Linked DNA regions of Homo sapiens: all the other regions are linked to region 2. A link is a loop called in an ENCODE intact Hi-C map of the cell type or tissue named here. Cell type or tissue: endothelial cell of umbilical vein. All regions are shown on one strand.

The links. A loop is a pair of places that touch in the nucleus more often than their neighbours do. Peaks named below come from ENCODE experiments on the same cell type or tissue, not always from the same donor. Only the 100,000 strongest peaks of a DNase experiment are listed, where the experiment ranks them.
Region 1: it touches region 2 in a loop (6-fold over the local background); 8 of 110 quality-filtered maps call a loop at or near these places.
Region 3: a loop joins it to region 2, with 4 times the contacts of the local background. A loop is called at or near these places in 13 of 110 quality-filtered maps.

The regions. Positions count from the first base shown.
Region 1 is chr14:61,429,653-61,437,652 of GRCh38, forward strand. All of the region lies in intron 2 of PRKCH (protein kinase C eta), which reads left to right. Among named protein-coding and RNA genes, the nearest start is that of PRKCH-AS1, 110 kb to the left of the region's middle. In endothelial cell of umbilical vein, no CTCF peak of the experiment used is centred here; DNase peaks (open chromatin) are centred at 3,819 and 4,679; H3K27ac peaks cover 1,935 bases.
Region 2 is chr14:61,351,206-61,359,205 of GRCh38, forward strand. The region is part of intron 1 of PRKCH (protein kinase C eta); the gene reads left to right. Among named protein-coding and RNA genes, the nearest start is that of PRKCH-AS1, 32 kb to the left of the region's middle. RefSeq lists enhancers at 4,206-5,405, 4,686-4,980. In endothelial cell of umbilical vein, no CTCF peak of the experiment used is centred here; a DNase peak (open chromatin) is centred at 4,906; H3K27ac peaks cover 3,234 bases.
Region 3 is chr14:61,415,887-61,423,886 of GRCh38, forward strand. All of the region lies in intron 2 of PRKCH (protein kinase C eta), which reads left to right. Among named protein-coding and RNA genes, the nearest start is that of PRKCH-AS1, 97 kb to the left of the region's middle. RefSeq lists a silencer at 1,403-1,492. In endothelial cell of umbilical vein, no CTCF peak of the experiment used is centred here; DNase peaks (open chromatin) are centred at 2,345 and 3,005; H3K27ac peaks cover 2,725 bases.

The sequences.
Region 1 (8,000 bases), 78 kb after region 2:
GACAATGAAACTAACAAGACCCATTCTAAAGACGCCAGGAAAATAAAATAAAAACCCATATGTACTAGGAATTGTAAATAGAGAGGAAGCAGAAACAATGTAATTTGAATTATCTTATTAAAATTTTAAAATATTAAAATTTAACTAGTTTCTCTTATTCAGCTAGAGACGGTATAAAAACTTGGCAGAAGTGTGATTTTTGTCTATCTGCTGGCCAGAATAATACTATATAGATGGGATTTTGTAGGTTTTAGTCTCTCTACCCCGCTGTCTTCCAATATGTATGCAGAAAAAGTAAACATGATCCCTAACCTTTCTGAAACCTTCTTTACCTTCAGTCTACACATACATAGTCTTGGGCAAAGAGTTATCAGGTAAATTCCATGGAATCAAGAGTAGAGGCATATGTTGCTTTTCTTAATAGGAAAAACAGTGACTGTGTCCCCCTAAATAAAGTCATGATTCAATGAAAAGACAAACAGCCCAATTTTAAAAAAATGAGCAAAAGATTTGAACAGACATTTTCTCAAAAGAAATATGAATGGGCAATACACACATAGAAACATGCTCAGCAATTTTAGGCTTTAGGGATATGCAAATTAAGACCACAATGAGATACCACTAGAAAGGCTAAAATGAAAAAGACCAACAACACTAAATGTTGGTGAGACTGTGGAGCACTAGAACTTTTCATATTTTTAGTGGGAGTTCAAAATGGTACAACCGCTTTGAAAAATGGTCTGGCAGTTTCTTACAGAACTAAACAGACCACTACCTTGTTACCCAGCAGTTCTTAGGTATTTACCCAAGACAAATGAAGCATATCTCTGTCAATAGAAAAGCAGATGCCAGCCATGGTATGATTTTGAACAGCCAGTGGAATAAAAGAATAGGGACTATATCTGACCTTGCTGTTAGAGTAGTTAGGCAGATATGAGCGGGGCAGGAGAGGCCCCCCTCCCCCACAGGAATGTCAGGCAACCATCAGGTGATGGTCAGGTGGTTGTTAAACTGTCTCACTAACATACTAGTTGGTCACAGCTTGCACCAGGGAAAGCAGACTCCCAGTAGATAGAAAACACCTTAAGCTCTTAATCAGCAGCTTCCTTTTTTTTTTTTTGAGATGGAGTCTTGCTCTGTTGCCCAGGCTAGAATGCGGTGTCGTGATCTCAGCTCACTGCAATCGCTGCCTCCCGGGTTCAAGCGATTCTCCTGCCTCAGCCTCCCGAGTAGCTGGGACTACAGGCACGTGCCACCACGCCTGGCTAATTTTTTATATTTTTAGTAGAGATGGGGTTTCGCCATGTTGGCCAGGATGGTCTGGATCTCCTGACCTCGCGATCCGCCCGCCTCGGCCTCCCAAAATGCTGGGATTACAGGCGTGAGCCGCGGCACCCGGCCAATCAGTAGCTTCCTCATAGGATCTCAGGCGTTGGATGAGTGGGCTCAAACTTGCATGCTAAGAGACAAAATGGTGGAGTTTAGCTGGTGTATGACCTTCCTCTAGGAACACTCAATTGGTAAGGGAAAAATGCCTCAAATGAACATGTGCACAGCTTCAGTAAACACACTGTACATGCGGCCCTTCCCAAGTGCTGGCAGGCCACTGCACATGCGGACAGCCCACCCCAAGGAAAAACCAAGGGAGGAGAGACACAAACCTCAGCACCATGCCATTGTGTAAAAATCCCAAGTCAAGCGTCGGACAGGGTCCTCGGATCTCTCAAATTGCCCACTTGGCCCTCTTCCACGTGTACTTTGCTTCCTTTCATTCCTGTTCTCAAACTTTTTAATATACTTTAACTCCTGCTCTAAAACTTGCCTTGGTCTCATTCTACCTTATCCTCTCTGGCCAAATTCTTTCCTCCAAGGAAGCAAGAATCGAGTTGCTGCAGACCCATATGGATTCGCTGCTGCTAATGTTGCCATTTGGATTTTTTTTTCTTTTTAGAGTGTTCTAGAATGCATGCTTAGAGAAGGGAATGTAATCCTAGGACACCACTCAGCTCTGCAACAGTATAGCTCTGCAGTAATGAGTAAATGCTGTTTGTTGGTTTACTTTAAAGCTCTGCTACTGAATATATACAAATATACTGTTATATTTTCCTGGTAAAACCTTTTATTATACAATCACTTCTTTTTATTTCTAGCAATTCTTTCTTTTACAGTGTATTTTATCTGACGTTAATGTGGCTGCATTGCATGTCTTTTGGCTAGTATTTGCCCTGCTTTGCATCTTCTTTAATTCATTTACTTTCTACTTTTTCTACCTATGTCTTAGGTTTGTGCTTTATAAACAACAGGTGGTTAGATTTCCTATTTCTAGAAGTTTATTGAGATTCTCCCTCTACCACTGTCTCTACCAATTCCATTTTTTCCCACCTCTATTGGTTTGGAAGATAGAATCTCTCTCTCTTTTTTTTTTTTTTTAAGTGATTATACTTGGAATTTTAACATGTCTGTGTAACTAAGTCTAAAGTTAGCTACCACTTTACCCTCCTACTGAGCAATCTAAGGATGTTAGAATGTTTTTAACTCCAGTCACTTTCCTCCTGGCTTATGTGCATTTCCTTGATATTTTTGATATCTTTTTATTTTTCTTTTGAAGCTCCATTAACTAGATGTTATTAGTTATTCCATCCTTCTTTGTTTCTATTTACTTACATGTTTATAATTTTTTAACATACCACTTTCTTGTATAGCTCAAACCTTCCCTCGAACATTTCCCTCCTTCTTCAAGTAGATTCTCTTCAAGTACATTCTTTATTTAGCGAAGGTATTTGGTAGTGAACAATCTCAGTTTTCTGAAATATCTTTATTTTGCCCTCATTCTGGAAAGCTAGTTTCTTACTTTATTTTTTTAATAGACAGAGGGTCTTGCTTTGTTGCCCAGGCTGGTCTTAAACTTCTGGCTTCAAGCAGTCCTCCTGCCTTGGCCTCTCAAAGTGCTGGGATTACAGGCACGAGCCACTGCGCCCAGCAGTAACGCTAGTTTCACTGGGATCATGGACTCTTAAGAGCTAGAAGGAACTTCACTGATTATTTGACTCAGCCTTTTCCATTTCCAGAAAAGCCTGCCACCAGGCACAGAAAGAATACATGACTTCCAGAGTCCCTCGCTATATTGTCCAGACTGGTTTTGTACTCCTGGCCTCAAGTGATCCTCCCACTTCAGCCTCCCAAAGTCCTGAGATAATAGGCGTGAGCCACCGTGATCCCCTTTACCTTTTTCTTTTTTTTTTTCCTTTATTTCTTCTTAATAAAAAAAAAGTGGGGGGGATACATGTGCAGAGCGTACAGGTTTGTTACATAAGTATACGTGTACCATGGTGGTTTGCTGCACCTATTGACCTGTCCTCTAAGTTCCCTCCCCTCACCCCCCAACCTCTTCAAAAAAAAAAAAAAAAAACTATCAAAAAATGGTGGCCGAGGTTCAAAGCTCTCACCTTGGTTTTGTGATAAAGGTGGTTAATCTTTGGTGTTGGATTTCAAATTAGTCTGTTTACAGTGAGCAACAGTACAGCAGTTTTAAAAATCATGTTGAATCAGAAACATGAAGAAGGCAGCAGAGCTTTCTCTCCACCATGCACTTGGAGAAGGAAATGACTCGGCAGCATACTCCTCATGGCTAATATCCTTTAAGATTTTTCCAAAATCATGAAACCAGAACTTGAGAGCTTAAAAGGGACTTTAGAAGTCTACCAGTGGATAAGAGAGAAAAAAAAATCAAAAGGGAAATGGAATAAGCCAAACTAAAGGGCAGGATTCTTTTAGTTCTCAGCAGGAAACATATGTTTATCTGGAAAAGATTTTGGTTGGACAGGTTGTTTGTGTAAGAATCTTTTTTGTGAGGAAGGAAGATCAACCTGGGCTTGAAGGCTGGGGTGGGGGTAGAGAGAACAGTCCCTGAGCTTCAAGTAAATGAGAAAAATACACAGATTTTAAACAGAGGAGCCCTGCTTTCACGGGGATCATATGATCGTGCTATCAGCTTACTTTTAAGTTGTGATAATGTATACATACTTTATGAAATATGATTAAATGGTAACTTTAGTATTAGTGGCTACAAGAACAGAAACAGCAACTTTTAAAAAGATATGAAAAGATGTTTTGGGTGAAAGTAGTTGGCTGCGCAACACATAGAGTATAACATACATCATTAATTTAAGACTGTAGATGTACAGTATATATTTGGCATGTACACCAGGATTTTCAGTGATTATTGATGTAATAAGATTTATGATTTTTAAAAAGAAACTCTTCATGATAGTTTTCTGTACCACTTACATTTTCCATAGTGATCATCATATTGTCTTTATAAACAATGACAACAATAAATCAAAAAGAGAGATCTTACATGGTGCCTCTTCTCTGACAGCTGAGACCACATCATAGCTACGTTGTTCCCTTACATTGCATTTACATTACATTTAAAATGTTATCAGGAGGACAGAGGCTCATGAATGAGACATGTTCTCTCCAGTTAAATTTAGTAAAGAAGAATCAGAGAAAAATCTCCAGATAACTGGAAAATGTTTACATTTTCAAGTATATAAAACCAGGATACATTATCTTGTTTAAGCTTGGAGTTGACAATAATACCATTTTGAGATGTTTTTCAGATAGAATGACAGTGAGAGTCATAGTGGGGTTGCACCTCCACATGATGCAACCCAAATGTGATGGAACAGAAACATTTTTCTTCATCATCCTGAAACCGAGCAGTGATGATCCGCTGAGGAATGTTTAATTTTCATGTATTAAAAAATGAAGAATGTCTGACCTACTGTTAATGAGAAAAAAAAACACCAAAAAGGAAGAAAGAAGAAGTGGCAGCTAAAAGCCTTTTTATGGATGACGTCAATAGAGGAAAATGAAATATTCATAGAATCACAGCAAGAGAATAGGAATTCTGAACATTTTTGTAGAAGGAAACTGTAGGATTCTTGCAATTGATAGTAGGACAGGAGGGAATTTCCATCCTTATGTGTGCAGAAAGGAGTAGACACAGTGAAATTTGAAGACTATTGTAAACATTTTCTACTTCACTTCACCTTGAAGAAGTCTACAGAAAGCATATATGGCATAGCTGGGCAGAGTGGCTCATGCCTGTAATCTAGCACTTTGCGAGACCAAAGAGAGAGGATCACCTGAGCCCAGGAGTTTGAGACCAGCCAGGGCAACACAGTGAGACCCCAACTCTACTTTTTAAAAGATTTTTTAAAAGCATATATGGCAGTTAAATTTCAGTGAGAAATCAGGACCAGGGTAAATGTAAATACATTACTATAGCAGATAAATAAATATGGATGCCCCACCCATATTTCCTTTCATCCCACAACAGAAAGCTGGAAATGCTGAAAAATTAATACCTCCCACCCCTGAAGCAGCCATCAGCCAGTGAGGAATGGGAGCCAGAGGATAAATAACCCAACTTCCTCACCCGCTGAGGGTGTTCAACCAGGTCCTTGAAATTCCCGACAGGAATCGAGCCTCAGTTGCCCACCCTGGAAACCTGCTCAGTAATACGCTTATCGTTGGTTTCCTTCCCTTTCCTGTCTCACTTCTGTAATCCCCTGGTGCATCTGGGGGTTCCTTCCCGAATAAACTACTTGCAACTTAAGTCCCTATCTTGAACTCTGCTCCTGGGGGAATCCAAACAAGAACAGGTGGAGACAGAGTAGAACAAGGATAAGCAAAGCAAGAGAGGAGATCTGAAGACGTCTCTAAGGTTGTTTGAGTGACTCCAAGGATAGTGGTACAATTAGCTAGGAGAAAGAGAGGGTGGAGGAGGCCGAGAAGAGGGTTCAGCCCAACAAATGCCAAGTTTTAGGTAGCTTGGGGATACCTTGAAGAGATGCTGACAAGCTACTTAGAAATAAGTTTATTAGCTAGAAGCCGGAGCTGGCCAGGCACAGTGGTATGCACCTGTAGTCCCAGCTACTCTGGAGGCTCAGGTGGGAGGATGGCTTGAGTCCAGAAGCTGTTTGAGGTCAGCCTGGGCAATGTAATGAGACCTCATCTCAATATCAACAAACCTTATCTCAATATAAATGAATGAATGAATGAATGAATGAATGAATGAATGAAACCAGAGCTATAGCTGTATATTTGGGAATCCTCAGTGTACAGGCAGTTGATGAATGAACATCCAGAAAGACTAGAAGCATGGTATGCAGGGAACCTTGGAGCATACACATATTTAAAAATTGGGTGGAGGAGAAAAGCCAGTGAAGGAGACTAAGAAAGACGATTATAGAGAGAAGAACCAGAGCTGTTATTGGAGCCAAGGCCTCTTTCTTCAAGGACTGAGAAGGGGAGAGTTTGTACTTTGGAGTTTGCACAGATCACAGACATGAAAAAGGAAAGATGATGATGAGTGGAAAATGGGAGGTCAGGACTCTCCTCCCATCCTGATGTGGCAAGAGGCTTTTCTCATGGTTCTGGATGGAACTTTGGCCCTGTTGCAGATGCTCACATGCAACGTTCTGTTCTAATCACTGTTCTGCTGGCAGAGGAGGCTGGAGTGATGAGTGAGCATGGGCTCAGCTTGCGTGGATGCTATGAGCCGTAGGTCCTACTCAAGAGAGTCAGTCTAGTAACAAATTATTTTCCTCTCCTTCTTTTGCCATCCCATTTAGTTTGCAGGATGGTTGGTGTTTGTGTGGGCTGAGATTCCTCAGAGGGAACCAAAGCCCTGAGAAACATGTGTAGCAGCTGTTGATTTGGGTCTCCACAGTGAGATCCGGGTCTAATACAGTGAGTCCAACCACTTTATCTGAGTTTGGAAATAACTATGAGTACATAGTTAAGCTGTTTTCAAAAAACACAGAGGATTCTGTACTGCTAGTGCCATTGAGGGGGCTTTTGCTGCCATTTATTTTCAACTTATTTTTTTGAGGTGGAGTCTCACTCTGTCGCCCAGGTTGGAGTATAATGGCGTGATCTCAGCTCACAGCAACCTCTGCCTCCCAGGTTCAAGCAATCCTCCTGCCTCAGCCTCCTGAGTAGCTGGGATTACAGGTGCCCGCCACCAGGCCTGGCTAATTTTTGTATTTTTAATAGAGATGGGGTTTCACCATGTTGGCCAGACGGTCTTGAACTCCTGACCTCAGGTCATCTGCCCGCCTCAGCCTTCCAAAGTGCTGGGATTACAGGCATGAGCCGCCACACCCGGCCTTGCTGCCATTTTTAAATACCAAAACCTTTTGTTGCAGTCTTTGTCACAGGTGCTGGCACAAAATTCCTGGTACCTTCTCCCTGCTCTAATTCACCAAGTTCTCCTTCCTCTTTTCCAAAGACTACTAACATGGAAGTCTTCCTTAATTAGTTACAGGACTATATCTGCAACTCCTGTGATTTATTCGCTCAGTGCCCGTGTCACTGTCACCCACTGGTGGGGTGTGCTTGTTGTAAATACCCATTTAAATGTTTACATTTTCAAGTATATAAAACCAGGATTGTAAAATACCGTTGTATTTCCAGTTGTAAATAGCCGTTTAGTTAAGTTAGGCATTTGTTTATCACGCGTCCTAATCTCTGTTTGTGTCGTTACTGTCTCAGAGATCATCATCATCTGTGTTTACATTTTTATGCATCATTCTTTATGCAAGTAGTTCTTATTCAGTGTTTTTGATGATGTTAAGCAAAATTCTGTTGCTACCTTACCTCATTACCTTCCCGGGATATATTTTGCAGATATAAACCAATAATATTTTCTGGTTCTTTCTTGACTAGTAGCTTTTGGTTAACTCTAAGGTTTTTCTGTTTGTTTTTCTCACAGTTGTTTTCTCCCACGTGTACAAATGATAAAACAAATTATCTCAGGAAGAAGAAAAAAGACATTTGATAGTATATCCAGTAGTTCAACAATAGTCAACGGAGTCTGGTGTCCTCACTTCTGTCATTGGCTGCTTGACCTCACTTAACCTTCCTGTTAGTTTCTGTTTCCTCACTAGAAAATTTATTACTTTCTAGGGATACCAGGAGACCTGGTGTTA
Region 2 (8,000 bases):
CTGATGCAGAACCACATCGTTGTGATTTATTTCTGCTGTCTTTGTGAGGGGATGGAGGACACAGGCTTCTGGAAGAACATGTTTATAAGTCTTCCTTCTCCCAGATGGCGCTTCCAGCTAAGGTCCTGCAGAGTTGCATTCTGCCACCCTTCCTGGAGCCTGAGAGATGGGCGAGGAGTGCAGGTGGTGGTGTTAGGTGGTGGCATGTCAAGGAGGCAGGCAGGAAAAGGCAGACTGATTTTTGGTAGCATTAGTCTTTCTTCTGTCCTTCTCTGCTTTTCTTTATTCTGAATTTTAAGATTTGGATGCATGTGTACATTTAAGATTTGTTCTAAATACACGAAAGCACGCCTGCTTGTTAGAAGGACATATTTGAGGGAACTAAGTGGTGTTCGGAGGCACAGTGACGATTCGAGAGATTCTGGAGGACGCATGTTGGGTGTTGGTGGTTTTCCAGTTGGTATCATAGTGTCATATTCTCTTCAATTGTAGGTTTAGCTCTTTGGGACCCAAAAAGACAAGATTAGTCAGGATAGTGACATGCACTTGGCATGCTGTGGCTTCTGTTGAGGAAAAAGTGACCCAAATTTGAACATCCAACTTCAATTCTTAGTAATTGGCAATGGCTCCTTGCATCTCTTTCTGCTTGACTATAAAACTATAAAATGCTGCTATTAACTTTGAAGGCTGCCACTTACAAGGCTAGGTGAACAGACTTTTATATTAACAACTCAGATTAACCCTGGGAAGCATCTGTGCTCCCTAACGGAGAAGTTGCTTTCACGTTTTTCACGGTCAACCTGGGTGGCCCTCACCATCAGGAGTGTGGAATCTCAAGAGTAACAGCACAAAGGGGTGGCAACTTGAACCCCTGGGTTCTAGTCCCAGGTCAGCTGCTAACTGCTGTATGAACTCAAGGAAGTCATCCAATGGGATCATCTTTTGACAAAAGAATCAGGCCATTAATCACCAAGGTCTTTTCCACCTCTGAATTCTGTGATCTCTACTCTTGTAGGTTTCCTCCCTAATAATTTCTGTAGGTCTGCTTTTTGAACTATTTCCCTTATTTATCCTTTCCTTAAAATCAGGTTTGTTCTCATTCTTCTGGTCCCACCCACATCCACATGGCTGTTAAAGAACACAGTGAATTGATGCAGAAAGATGTCCCAGATATAGGCCGGGCGTGGTGGCTCATGCCTGTGATCCCAGCACTTTGGGAGGCCGAGGCAGATGGATCATTTGAGGGCAGGGGTTCAAGACCAGCCTGACCAATATGGTGAAACCCTGTCTCTACTAAAAATACAAAAAATTAGCTGGGCGTGGTGGTGTGCACTTGTAGTCCCAGCTACTCGGGAAGCTGAGACAGGAGAATTGCTTGAACCTGGGAGGTGGAGGTTGTAGTGAGCTGAGATTGACAGAGCGAGACTCCATCTCAAAAGAAAGAAAGAAAGAAAGAGAGAGAGAGAGAGAGAGAGAAAGGAAAGGAAAGAAAGAAAGAAAGAAAGAAAGAAAGAAAGAAAGAAAGAAAGAAAGAAAGATGTCCTAGATATATTGTTGAGTGAAAAAATATACTAACAGAGAGGCATGCCTGGTATGACCTATTTCTGAAATGAGAATGATAATAGTATCAGTATAGGCCTGCATCGTTAATTTGAAGCAGTTTAAGTCAGATGTGTTTCTGAATTCAGGATTTTTTCAGTTTTACATAGGACAATGTATTAAATACATTTACTATTAAATAACACCTCCAGTGGGGGCTGGGGTGGCATCTGTAATCAAAAACATTAATACTTCTGTGGCAAAACATGGATATTCACACTAAGTGGGGTAAATAAAGATTACACATTGCCTTATGTCAGTTCAGGTAAGATTTTGACAACAAATGTTACAAAATTTGTTTGGGTTTTGAAACTTTTTGAATATTGGGATTGTAGATAAGAGATCGTGGTGGACCTGTATAGCCAAAGTGGGGAAAAATCTGGAAAATGAAGCATCGAGCACTTAGCAATACTTTTCTTGAGTGGAGAAGTAGGGTGGAATTATGGGGGACTTTCATTTCCCAAGTTATATTCTTTACTAGTAAGCATGTATAATTTTATAATCAGAAAAAATGATTAAAGATACTTATGAGATATAAAGATTTACATAAAGTAGCTGGAAACATTTAACCAATCTGTAGCTGTTTGAGACTTATTTATATTAGGACAACTAAGACTTGTTTTCTCAATTTTTCAAACTTTTGTAATGTGATTATATTTCATACACACTTAAAATTTTTTGTAGGTGATAGTATTGGGAAAAACGAAAAGGAATATGTGATCGTAATTAAAATGTCAGTGGATAAAAATAAGGCCCTTGGAGTACCCTGTGGGAAATCAGGAGCCACTTCCTCCTGGATGCTTTATGTAGCACATTATACTGACCTATTAAATAATGAGAATCAGGCTGGGCATGGTGGCTCATACCTGTAACCCCAGCACTTTGGGAGGCTGAGGTGGGAGGATCACATGAGGCCAGGAGTTTGGGACCAGCATGGACAACATAGCAAGACCCCATCGCTACAAAAAAAATAAAAATATAAATTAGCCAGGCATGGTGGCACATGACTGTGGTCCTAGCTACATGGGACACTGAGACAGGAGGACTGCTTGAGCCCAGGAGTTTATGGTTACAGTGGGCTATGATTGCACCGCTACACTCCAGCAGGAGCAACAGAGTGAGACCCTACCTCTGAAAAAATAATAATAAGAAGAATCACATGGATGAAGCAAATGATGATAACCAAAATATAATGTATGGGAGATCACTTTATAAAGATGTAAGGCTATACAATAATTTAACGTGTTTTTGAAGTAACATTGCAATTCCTAAGGGGACCAAAATGAATGGTTGGTCTTAATGGGCTTTGTCTGAAAATTGACTGGAACAATTGCTTCCAAACAGAAGATACTTGGAATTTCATATATGGAATATAGATGAGATGGTTGGCATTTGACCATTTAATTTTATCAGTCAATATAAAATGATCTATATTATTCTTAATTTTCACACTTTTCCATATTTCTAATCCTAATATACTCATTTGTTGCCTTTTCCCACTTAATTGTATAATTGCAGTTCCCATGTTGCTTATAATAGCTGCATAATATTTCAGTCACTGGTTTACATAATTTACCATCTTCTTATTGCTGTTTCTATTTGTGTGTGTGTGTGTGTGTGTGTGTGTGTGTGTGTTACAAATAACACTTCCGTACCTATAGCTGTTTCTTTTTCTTTTCCTTTTTTTCCCCCTATATTTAGGGGTTGTTTTCTTAGGGAATATTTTTTTCTGAATGCGTGAGGAACTTAAAGTTTATTCTATAAGCATTTATTCAGCATCTACTGTGTACAGGGCCCTGGAGATACAGAGATGAATTTTAGAACCTGTGCACAAGCTGTCTCCATTTCCTGGACTCTCTTCCTCCCTCTCCCTTCACCTGACGAATTCTCCATTTAAATCCCACTTTGCCAATGAGGCCTTTATGTATTCCCCAGAGTATTTTAGGCTTTTCTGTACTTTTTCTTCTCATTTAGTCACAGTTATATTGTGTACATCTCAGAATAACTAAGATTACTTCATTTTTGCCTTCCTCATTAGACTATTAAACAGTAAACTCTGAGAACAGGTTTTATGTCTGATTTATTTTCCTTGGTACCCTCAGTACCTGGGACATTATGTCTGGCATATACCAGGCACAGAAATTCAAATGAGTACTTGCATAAATGAATTAGATGAACAAATATTTGAATATGATTCTTGCCTTGAGAAATTTAGATTAGAACTGAAAAATGGATTCAATGGATAATTTCGATGATGTGTAAGTGCTTTATAGAAAATAGAAAATAAACCTTTTCCTAGCTATTATCTTTTCCTCCTTTACAGTGAATCCCTTGGAAGAGGATTCAATTCCAGCAAGTCATTTAATGTCTTACTTTTGCCCATACTCTGCAGCAGAAATGGGCTTGTCTTATTTTCTGCTAAAACTGTTGCTTTTCTATGCAAATCCTACTTTATTTCTCATTGCACTGAACACCATTATCATTCACCTTTTTCACTTCTTTTTGACATGTTGGTTATCTTTGTTTTTTTTTTCTTATTATTAAAAATCCTGTTTCTTCAGCATCCCCTTTTTCCTGGTCTTATCTGATAGCTGTACCTATTCTGCTGTTTATGACCTTTTAAAAACTGTTAGCTCCTTGAGGGAAGGGATAGTGTGATCTTTTGGTAGGAGACTTTAAAAGATCCACTTTCTTATATTTTAGTGTATCCCTTGGGTCAAATGGAGGATTTTTTTTTAAAGGATGATCATCAAATAAATATTTTAAGTAATTTGACCAAAATTTATCTTCTTACCTTTTTACTAAAAATATACACTAAATAATTTTAAGGGAAGATTTTATAGTCTCATATTCAACATGGAAATTTCTTGATTAGTATTGCCCTGACTTTATTGGTTGCTTCACGGGTGGCTTCTGAATTCATTTCTTGGAATGTTACTATTCAGGGCCAACTTTGTTAGTATTGCTACGTTGTGATTTAATTTTTTGCCACTTACACATTCTAGCCAGTCTGGAAGATCTCCACCAAAACACCTGTATAGTTCAGTCTGAATTTAGAAGTGTCACTTGCAAGAGAGGCAGCAACGTCAGGCCCGTGAGACTCAAGAGAAGTCTCTTTCCATGATAGATCTTCTTATACTTGGTAGAAACTGGCAAGTGACTCACCAGGGGTGGAAGCCTGGAAAACAGCCTGCCGAGGAGGGTAGTCTTTCTGGTAACACATCGCCACCCCTTTGAAGCATCCAGAGAACCGGAAGAGCAGGAACTGCCTGTCAGACTGACTGAGCGCTTGGCATTCTTTCATGGAAAGATGACAACTCATCCAGGGTGAAAGAGGAAGTGGAGGGGGGTGGCAGGGAACAGGAGGGTGACCTTACATTTCCATTGTTTTGCAGGCTGCCTGGTCGAGTGCAGTGGGTTGTTTGGGGGTTGGGAGGAATTGGAATCATGTACTTCTATTGTTGCTGTCCAAAGTGGATGTCCTGTGCTGTGTTGCCAAGGAGGGGAGCTTGTACCCATTTTATCCTTGTGCTCCTTCGTAATCCAGATGGTTTGTGATCTGATATTTCTTTCGTGCTTAGCCCTGGACTCTATCGGTTAGAATCCTAGTATCATTTTAAGAACTGGGATTCTCCTATGCCAAATTTCTGTGAAATCTGAGAGCCAACAGACCGACATATTTTTCCGGGCTATCTCTGGCTTTGACAATGGCATATTTTGAGTGTCAGTTGATTTTTGTCTCAGTTTATTGGCTTAAGTAGTAAGAGTCAAGGGATTGAACTGCAGCAGTAGTGTTATTTTGATAATTTATTAAGTGTTGTCTTGGGAGATCTTGGGGGGAAAAAGAGTTTAGTTTAGTTCTTTCTTATAGGAAATTTTGTTTTGTTTTGTTTTTGAGATGGAGTCTCCTTCTGTCACCCAGGCTGGAGTGTGGTGGCATGATCTCAGCTCACTGAAACCTCTGCCTCCCAGGTTCAAACGATTCTCCTGCCTCAGCCTCCCAAGTAGGTGGGATGACAGGCACCTACCACCACGCCTGGCTAATTTTTGTATTTTTAGTTGAGACAGGGTTTCGCCATGTTGGCCAGGCTTGTCTCGAACTCCTGACTTCAGGTGATCTGCCCGCCTCAGCCTCCCAAAGTGCTGGGATTATAGGCATGAGCCACCACACCTGGCCTTATTTAGTTCTTTCTTACTATGGCTAGAACCCTCCCAAGAGTAAAATAAAGACTTCAGTGGACAACCAGTGGTGAGTTCACTTTCTAGAGAATGGCAAGTCATCGGAACACTGGTCAGTACTCCCAATTCTATGGCATATCTGCACATCTGCCATCTTTGGTCAGCAACCCTCCAGGACTGCCTTCTTCACACCTGTGCGTGAACTTCCAAGCTATACTGGGCAGGTTGGTGCTGCCCGTTTCTCCCATGCTATTTAACGATTACTCCATGCAGTTACTGTTCTTCTTAAGGCCTCTCCACCCGCCTCACTCTTTTAACATATGACTTTGTATCTGACTTTACTAAGCAACTTGAAACTTCTTAGAATGAGCTCCTCCATTTCCTGTCCTGATGCCTGCAAACTTATGTGTAGTCACAGTTATCTTCATCTGGTTTTCTCCAGGGGTATCCCATCTGCTCCTGCATCCTCCTAGGCCTTGCTCTGTTAGTCATTGTCCCTCCCTCTCTTTCTAATTTTCAGCCACATTTATTTACTGTCTGTTTCTCCCTCCAATGTGTTACTGTCTCTTTCTCCTTGGCTGTCAAATGTTCTCTGCGTTTTCCATTTTTGTGCTTCTCGTACCTACTAATGACTTACCTATTTGTCAACTCCAGTGGACACGCTATAGTCCTTATCTTTCTGGAGCTTCTTCTTGTATTTAACCCAACACATCCACTCTCTTCTCTAGAAGAGTTTTTAGCTTCTGCAACCGTCCATGCTTCTGTTCTCTTGCTGCCTCTATGTCTTGTATCTCCTTGGTGGGCTTCTCTTCCTTTGCCCACCTGTTACTGTTGGAGTTTAGTTCTGGGAGTGTTGCTTTTCTCTCCTCATATATACTCTGGCCTTGGGACTTCATCTGCTCTCTAGGTTTTCACTCTCTGTGTGCCAGTGATTCCCATGTCTCTGCCTTGCACTGCCTGGTGACCAGATTCTGCTGGTTGTCATGTGAGTATCTGAAAGCCTCCTTAAATTTTCCAGGAGCTGAATGCATGACCATTTCTCCTAAACCTCCCCTTCTTTTCTGAATTTAGAGACCATATTATATATGGTGGTTAAGATTGGGGCTCTGGAATCAGATTTGGATTTGAATTGGGGCTCTGATACTTCCTGGATGTTTGAGCTTGAACAAGTCACTTAATTCCCTGACCCTCAGTGTCTTTCTTTTTAAAATGGGGATAAAAATACTATCCATCTCAGAAATTCTTATGAGGTAGATTGTAATGCATTTGTACAGTGCCTGGCTCAGAATAAGACTGGAATAAATGTTAGCTGCTGCTGTTCTCTTTCAGTTTCCCTCATCCACGGAGACATCCAAGCCAGAAACCTGGGAGTCATCTCTAATGCCATTTTCCTTTAGCTCCTTAATGCCTGTTTTCTTTAGCTTCCATACATAGCCAGTTACCCAGTGTGGCTGATTTCTAATCACTGTTTACTTCTTCCTTCTGGACATTTCTGAGTTTTCCTTTCTCTTGATTCCCATTACCACTACCTGTGTGAGGCCTTTATCCTTACTTTCCAAGATGAAGCCACAGCCTCCTGCCTCCTTTATGTTCCTGTGATCCTCCCTCCAGTGTGTTACCAGGCTGCCTCTCTGTGTCTAACAGGGTTTCCACCCTGGTTGAAGCCCTCTTGTGATGCTCCATTATATGCAAATCAAAGGCCAATCTCCTTAGCATGGTATTCCTGGGTGTCCTCCTGGCCCTTGGTGGCATTCTAGCCTCCCTTTTACCACTTCCTGATTCCGGCTTCATCCTTGAGCAACACAGTCTTGCTGTGTTCCCTGTGCAGGCCCTGCTCTTTAGGCTCTTTCCCACCTTTGTTAGCGACACTGCTTGGAATGCTCCCTTCCCTGCTTTTGACTTAGTAACTCCTCATCCTGAGGACTCAGCTCAGCTATCACCTCCTCCAGGAAGCCTTCTCTGACCCTTCCAGGATAAGTTAGGTAATCTTCCATAGAGTCCTGTCATTCTCTGTGCCCATGATGCACTTACCACGTTGGATCATAATCTATTTATGTGTCTTTCCTCCCAGCCTCAGTCCTGAAGGGCAGAAACCATGTGTCATTCCACCTCATATTTTTGTGCCTAGCTGGATGCTTGACATGTAGTAAGTGCTCATGAAATGTTTGTTCATTGAATAACTGAATTCAAGAACCAGTAGACCTCTGGATGACCCTGGTTTC
Region 3 (8,000 bases), 65 kb after region 2:
TCTATAGATTTGACTACTCTAAGTACCTCCTATAAGTGGAATCATACAGTCTTTATCCTTTTGTGATTGGCTTGTTTTGCTTTGCATAATGTCTTCAGGGTTCACCCGTGTGGTAGCATGTGTCAAGATTCCCCTCCCTTGCCTCTTTTTTCTTTTCTTTTCTTTTCTTTTTTTTTTTTTTTTTTTTTGAGACGGGGTGTCACTGTCACCCTGGTTGGTGCAGTGGCATGATCTTGGCTCACTGCAACCTCTGCCCCGCCCCCGGGCTCAAGCCATCCTCCCACCCAGCTTCCTGAGTAGCTGGGACTACAGGTGTGCACCACCAAGCCCAGCTAATTTTTGTATTTTTTGTAGAGACAGGATTTTGCTATTTGCCCAGGCTAGTCTTGAACTCCTGGGCTCAAGTGATCCACTGGCCTCTGCCTCCCAAAGTGCTGGCATTACAGGTGTAAGCCACCATGCCCAGTCAATTTCCTCCCTTTTTAAGGCTGAATAATATCCCATTGTTAGTATAGATCACATGTTGTTTGTTTATTCTTCCATCAGTGGGTGCTTGGGTTATTCACTTTCAGTTTTAAAACAATCTCTTGTTAGTATTTAATATTGGATTTTGTTTATGTTGAAAACTTTGGTCTCAAACTCAGTTGAGATCTCCTTGGCATATATCTCCCAGCTTGGCTCAGCTGCTGGGCGTGAAGAAGATGATGAGGCCTTGTCCTGAGATACAACACCCCCTAACCTCTTCCCAGCTCTCCCTCCTCTCTCTTTCCTCTCCCCACCCCTGCTTCTCTCTCCTGTCCCTTTCCCCCTCCCCCAAGAGTGATAGTAAGTAAACTCACATTGTGGCAACACCCGTTGGAGTCTCCTGCCCTTAGCTTTCTGTTGGGGAGAGAATAGTCTGCCACCTGAAACACTGCATGCCCTCTAAGGCCAACACCCCTTTCCTTTCTCAGACTCATTCTGACTTTGAGGAAGTAGTCCAGAGTAGTGGAAGGGCTTAGCGGTCCTGTCTCCAGGAAGCCCTTATGGGAGGAGGCTCTCAGAACTTAAATTGTGGGGTACTTTGTGCCTTTGTCCTCAGGTGAAATTCTGGGACAACAGGAAAATTGCCACCCAACATTGTTTTAACACTTAAAAATTAGAGGGGACCTAGACTGATATGATATTTATAAGGGCTGTACATAGGAGCCCTGAAATTCTGTCTTCTCTCTCCATCCCTTTTTCAGTATCCTTCATACTTGAAGAGGAGGGGTTGGGGTCCAGTATAGAATGGGATTTTAAAGTCCCTTTATTAATCATTATTTCCAGAGGCGAGACTGCTCCTTAAGGATAGACGTCTTTGAAAGGGCTTCCTTCCTGTTGTCTGGACCCAATTGCTTTACCACATAGAACCGTCATTACTTTCCCTCTTTTTGGCGGTCTTTTTTGAGCTCTCATTGTTGGTCTAACTGAAAGCACCTGATTTCTAGGGCTTTAACTGAAAGCACCTGATTTCTAGGGCTGTCAGTGCAGCACAGCAGAGACTGCTCTTCAAATGGTCTGGCTTAGTGGTTTCTAACCCTTTTGATTAAGAAGACCACTGCTAAATTTCCCAGAGCCTCACCTAAGTGTTGTACTTTGTGTCTCTTTTGACTAATCATATACTTAATGACAAAAATTTGGTAAATTAGTGAAGCCTTTAATTGGGCATATTTTTAATTTATGAAAGTATATCGGCACTTGTGCATATGTTAGGCTTATTTTTCATTCGGAGACAGTGCTTGGTGCATTGTAGATTTATGGTTCCTTATAAGGAGTCCTCCTTCTGTCTTTGAAGTCTTAGACACACAGCTTGGGAATGGTCCTAATAGACTGTTTCCTTTAAAAAAAGAAAGAAAGAGGAGCCTGTAGTGTGATTGAATCTCTATCTGACAAGGCTTAACAGTCTAAATGAAAACATCTAGGTTGAAAGTGTGTTTGTGTTTGCAGTACATTTGTGTATGAGGGTTTTTGTGGATGTTTTCAAGGACTGATGAGGAAGCCACACATGGGTTATTTCTCTACTGAAAGGGTAGAGGCCAGGTCATCTGACCTACTGATTAAACTTGAAAAGGGAGAGTGTGTCTTTTGCCATCTCAAAGGCCAGCTGTTTATTGAATTTCTCCACCCTGCAATTGTCTTACATACGGAATAGTTCCTGGAGAAAGATCTAACATCTGCGCAGGTCTATCCTGTTCTGTGGCTGTGTTTACTAAAGTGAGTTCTGCGCTTACATTCACACACTGCAAACTGCACGTACGATGTAAGTGTACTTGTCATGTAGAGTTTTACCAAAACTATATTAGATTATACTCTGAAGCATGTTTTGCATCTGACAGGTCGAGCTCATTCATTCAGTATTAAGTCCCTCATGGGCCAGGCTCTAGCCTGTGTCCTGGTGATAAGGAGGTGAATGTGACAGAATTCCTATTTTCAATAAACTCACTGTCTGGAGAGGAAGGTGATCATCAAAATAAATTTTAGCACGATGTGTAATGATTAATGCACAGAGGATCTTTGGAATCTCCAGGAAGAAGGCCTGACAACCTCTGGATGAAGGATGGGATGGAAGATAAAGTGGACTTAGAGAGATGTATCGTGTGGCTCTGTCTTTATCCCTGGAAAGGTTAGCCTAAGCATGGGGTAGGTGCTGGTTTCTTTTGCTGAGAAATGTCTCAGAGAACCTCAGAGTAGCAGGAGGCCTTTGTGATAGATTGGCCAGCAGTTTTTATTTCCCTGACCTTTCAGCATCAAAAAGTGCCAGTTGGACCCTGGGTTTTGCCTTGGAATTAGTAAATAGATAGTTCAACAGCAATGGTTGAAAAGCCTCTTGGAGTCTGTCCCATGAGAGTAAGGATGTTAATTCTGAAGCCTGGGCCATTTTCCATCCTGGGAATTATACTCTGCCCCTTCCTAAATTCCCATTGTGGTTTCAAATGAAGAGGCCATTGTTCACTTTCCTTCCTAAAAGAAGCAATATATTTAACTTCTGGCTCTTTGCCTGACTGATGGCGAGTTGATCTCTCTGAAGCCAACACCCGTGGCTTCCTATCAAGAGAAACACTCTGCCTCCATCTGATTTCCTTCTTGGGTTGAAGTTATTTAGATCCTACACTGGCTCAGTAGGAGGCTTGCCTGCCGTTATGTCCTACTAGGTGGTGACAGGGCCCTTGATTCCCTCCCTGTGTTTAATAGAAATAAAGACAGAGTCTTAGCGCTTTAGGGCAGCTAGTTGTTCTCCCAAAGACCTATTATAGGAATTTAAAAGCAAATGTCTGATGTGAAAATCTATGCTATTTTAGGGACTTTGAAGCACAACACAAAAGAGTATCACTTTGTTGAATAGTTTGGGTCCAGGCAGGTGTCCTAGAGCAGAAGTTTTCATTTATTTTTAAGCAACAAAATTCTTTCTTTCCCAAATGAAATCTCCTACAGAATCCAAATACTGAAGGGTTTCTCAACCCCAGCATGCTTGGTATTTTGGGCCAGATAATTCTTGTTGTAGAAGCTGTTGTGTGTGTTGGAAGATGCTTAGCAGCATTCCTGGCTTCTACCCTCCAGATGACATAAGTGGCACCCACATTCTCTAGTTGTGACAACAAAAATGTCTCCAGACATTGCAAAATGTCCACTGGGGAGCAAGATCACCTCCAGTTGAGAATCAATGCAATATAATCTAGAAAACAGACTTTTAATTAAGCTCCTCCTTTAGAACTCTGCCCAGGGTCCCTGACTGTTAGTGTTTGAGACCTGGTGGGGCGTTCTGGGCTACACAGATGCACTATCCTAGAGGGTTAAGTTGTCATTTTAAAAACCTGGGACATAGAGAACTTGTTATAAACAAAGCAAAAGAGCTAAAATTAGACAAATCCACAAGTACTTTGAACCCACATGTACACTAAATATTTCTGTCTATGTATTATGTATACATTGTGTACTTGGATGTGTAGCATAAGGGAAGAGTCGAAGGGTGGTGTCTGCCTTACTCCTTATGTGTTGAGGTTTGGCTACCACAATTTGCCCTGTTTTGCCAGAGATGCCAGTTGAAGGCCTGTGACTGACAGCCCAGTGATAGAGTCACCCTCACTGCACAAAATACTCAGCTTCTGTGGGATTCAGTGGCCCTGGCCCTGCTCATGGGCATTCCGTGGTGAGTGGGCCAGCACCTGCAGCCTCTTTCAACCAGACTGGTTGGTTGGAGCTTGGACCATGGTTATTCCAAGGTGGATTTTTATCCTTCTGCCCTTTGTACTAAATGGGTCATGTGTGCCTCTGTACGTGTGTGTGTGCGTGTATGTGTGTGACTACACGTGTCTGTGTCTGCTCTTCTCCTTTCAGAAGCCCAGAGCCACTCTGGGCCTGGCCACTCTGAGCATTGGTTGTGTGGGGGATGCTGGGAGCTTGGCACATGCTACTCCTCCTTTTTCCTCCCTTAGAATGATGAAAGTGTTGTTGGAGCCTGTCCCACAGACAGAAACTGTACCTCATTTATGTGGGCATCAGTATAAACAAGAACAATACCACTATGTGAGTCACCCTCACCTGCGGGGAGACGCATAGGCTCAGGGAGGGAATTTGCTGCCAGAGGGTCTCAGCTTCAGTCTGTCTCCCCGGCAGACTCATCCTAACTTCATTCCACAGCTCAAGTGCAGTGTGAATCAGCAGGCAGCCTGTGCCTAGCTAAAGGACTCTCTCTGTGTTTTGTTTGTTTGGTTGCTTGTGAAGATCTCTGGGCACATACAGCAGTGTTTTATTTTCCCAAAAGATCGCATGACCACTACAGTTAGCCTTGGGAACAGATTGAGTAAGCACAATTCATTTGATCTATCTGCAGATCTCCAGCCCTTCTAAGAAACTCACTTCCAAAAATGTTTCAGGAGTCCTGTAGAAGTTTGCTTAGAGTTCCTTAAAGAGGCTAAGCGTCAGTTGCAATATCTCTCTATCAACCCCATTTCCCCCAGTGCCACTGCCATGGGCTGGAGGAGTGGGTAACTTGCTTAGGAACTTGGGTAAGGGACCTGAAGCTCCCCACCCACTCTGGCCCTAGATAGGCTAAAGATTTGAAATTAGTTTGATTTATGTAAATCTCTGGTGTGAATTATTGCTATCAGATAAATACACAGACCATTGAACTGAAAACAGAGCCTCAACACAGGTTGCCATTGCTAATGTTAGTTTATAGTAGCCATTATCTAGTAGTGCCTTTATCAGTGACCCCAGGTGTATAATTGGTTTGTTGTGAAAGAGGAGTGGAGTTCCCAGGATGCTTTTTGTCCCCCATGGTTCCCTTATAAGTGACTGTATTTCCTGAGCTCTCTGCACTTTTGTCACCTTTTGTCATCAATATATACAATCAGTTTCAGGCAATATTGATAGGGATGTGAAAACTAAACACTATAAGATTGAATGGACTTAATAGCTAGGAGTTGCAGAAAATATTCCTACATGTATACATAACTTTTATAATGTACAAATTGTTCTTATGTGCATACTCTTGCATAATCATCACAAGTCAGCCTTGTGACTTAGGCTCTCTCTTGGCCTTATCTTGAGAGAATTTATGAAATCTGATAATATTGCAGCCCCGTAGGAAAACTTTTCAGTGCCTTGCTATGATCTCTGAAGGCCTATACTCCTCCTTCCCTTCCTAGGCTGGTATTGACCTGCTTTTTAAATCTCATCTCCTACCAGACCTTCATATTCATTGTAGTTCTAGCAGTAGTGTACTACTTGTAGGTACCTGAATGTGGCAAGCTCTTTTCTACTTCTTACTAATTTATGGAAACACCAATCTACCCATTCATTCTTTCACTGCTACTTGTATGCTAGGCATTGGTGATATCCCCTAACCCCCTGGTCCTTGGTCTAAGCAGGCATAGGTGGTGCTGTGTGGTAAGAGCTTTGGTCTTGGTGCTAGGGGAGCTGTAAGGAGGGCACCAAGCCTTGACTTGAAGGGATTAGGGAGGCTTCTCCAGTAAGGCATCTCCAAAGTAAGTCATTTTAGTGTGAGGTGGATGGGAGAGTTAGGAGAGGAGAGGAAGAAAGAGATTAGGGCAGGTGTGGACCCCAGGCTAGACAGGGATGGATGAGTGATAAGGTCTTGATAGTGGGTAGTGCCAGATGCAGGTGTATAGTTTTGAGGACTTTGCCCTAAGGCCTGAAGGCAGCCATTCAATGTTTTTGTTTTTTGTTTTTTTGAGACAGGGTCTTACTCTGTCACCCAGGCTGGAGTACAGTGGCGCAACAATGGATCACTGCAACCTCGAACTCCTGGGCTCAAGTGATCTTCCCACCTCAGCCTCATGAGTAGCTGGGGCTATAGGCATGTACTACCATGCCCAGCTAAATATTTTGTTTTTCTGTAGAGACAGGGTCTCTCTATGTTGCCCAGGCTGGCCTCAAACTCCTGGCCTCAAGCGATCCTCCCCTCCTGCCATGGCCTTACAAAGTGCTGGGATTATAGGCGTGAGCCACAGTGCCTGGCCAATTAAATGCTTTTTAAGTAGGAGCATAGCAGGGTGCAGATTGCTGCAAAGCACCTTTCTAGAATATATCCTGTTCCCCTCATTCTCCCTCTAGTACTTTCTAGTATATACCCCGTTCCCCTCATCCTCCCTCTAGTACTCTGCTGCTTAGGCTTTAGGTTCAATTCAGGCATCACTGTCTCTGTATGTGCTCCAGATTCCCCGGGCACCATCGGGGGTCCCTCTGCCCCACAGCACCCTGGACATGCATACTGGAGATAAAGCAGCAATTGCTTTTGTATTTTAACCGTCTAGTTGTGTGTCCTTCCTCCTAGACCACTGGTTTTCAGGATTTAAAAGTGTAGATTCTTGTTGCCCACCCCAGATATTCTTACTTACTGTGGGATAGAGTCTAGGCATCCCCATTTTTTTTAAAAGAAGCAGAAACATTGCAGTAGGCTAATCTTATTGAGGGCCTGGTTTATACATTATGTGTGTGCACACACGTATGCACACACCCCCACATACTTGATCTCATTCATGCTTATATCTGTATTTCTTTTATTTTTATTTTCTTTGATCCTGTCATTCAAATATCCATATTTCTTAAGAATGTCCGGTATAAATTTGCTATGCTACAAATGTTTGATTGAATGAATGAATGAAGTTGCCCAAATTTACGTGTGAAGATGTGTTGGAGCCTAAGTTAAAATTCATAGGTGATTCCGAGGCAAGGCCCTTTCACAGCATCACTCTTACACCACAGTTGCTACACTGAGATGGCCTTTGAAAAGCAGGCAGTCCCACTGAACCACAGTATCCTAGAGACTAAGAAACGGGGACAAGAGATCTTTAACTTGCATTTTATAATTTTCAGTGGCACATCAATAATCTGCAGGGATACACTAATAAGATGGGTATTGGACACTCATTACGACAGACCCTGGAGGATCCAAAACTGTAAAATCTAGCTCTGATCTCCTACAAATTTTTGGTCTACTTGAGGGTAAAAGGCAGAAATACACAGACAGTTGAATGACTGTGCCAGATCGTGACAGTTACCTGGAGTACCGTGCACAGAAGGGCAATAGAATGATGCAGTGACTGAGTAAGAAAGAGCATGCCATTAGCTGGAGTGGTCTGCAGATACCTTTGGATGAGGAAGCACTTTTATGAGGTTTGGCTTTAGAAAAGTGAGAAGCCATTCCAAGTGGGAGGAGTGACATGAGTGGAATCCTGGCAGGAGATGGGCTATGAATGGTGAGGGCATCAGTTTGACAGGAACATAGGTTTGTTTGTGTAGGGGAGTGATGGTTGACACCTAAAGGGAGTGCTGGTTCAGGATTGGGAGGGCCTTAAATGATAGGTGGGGCTATAATACAGTTGGGGATGTGTGGCACATTCAGCAATGTAAAAGTCTGTTGTCCTCGACCCCAGATCCATTCACCTTATTAATGAAGGTCATGAATTTTTAAATATAATAACTGATATGGATAGGTTTTGTGTCCTCACCCAAAT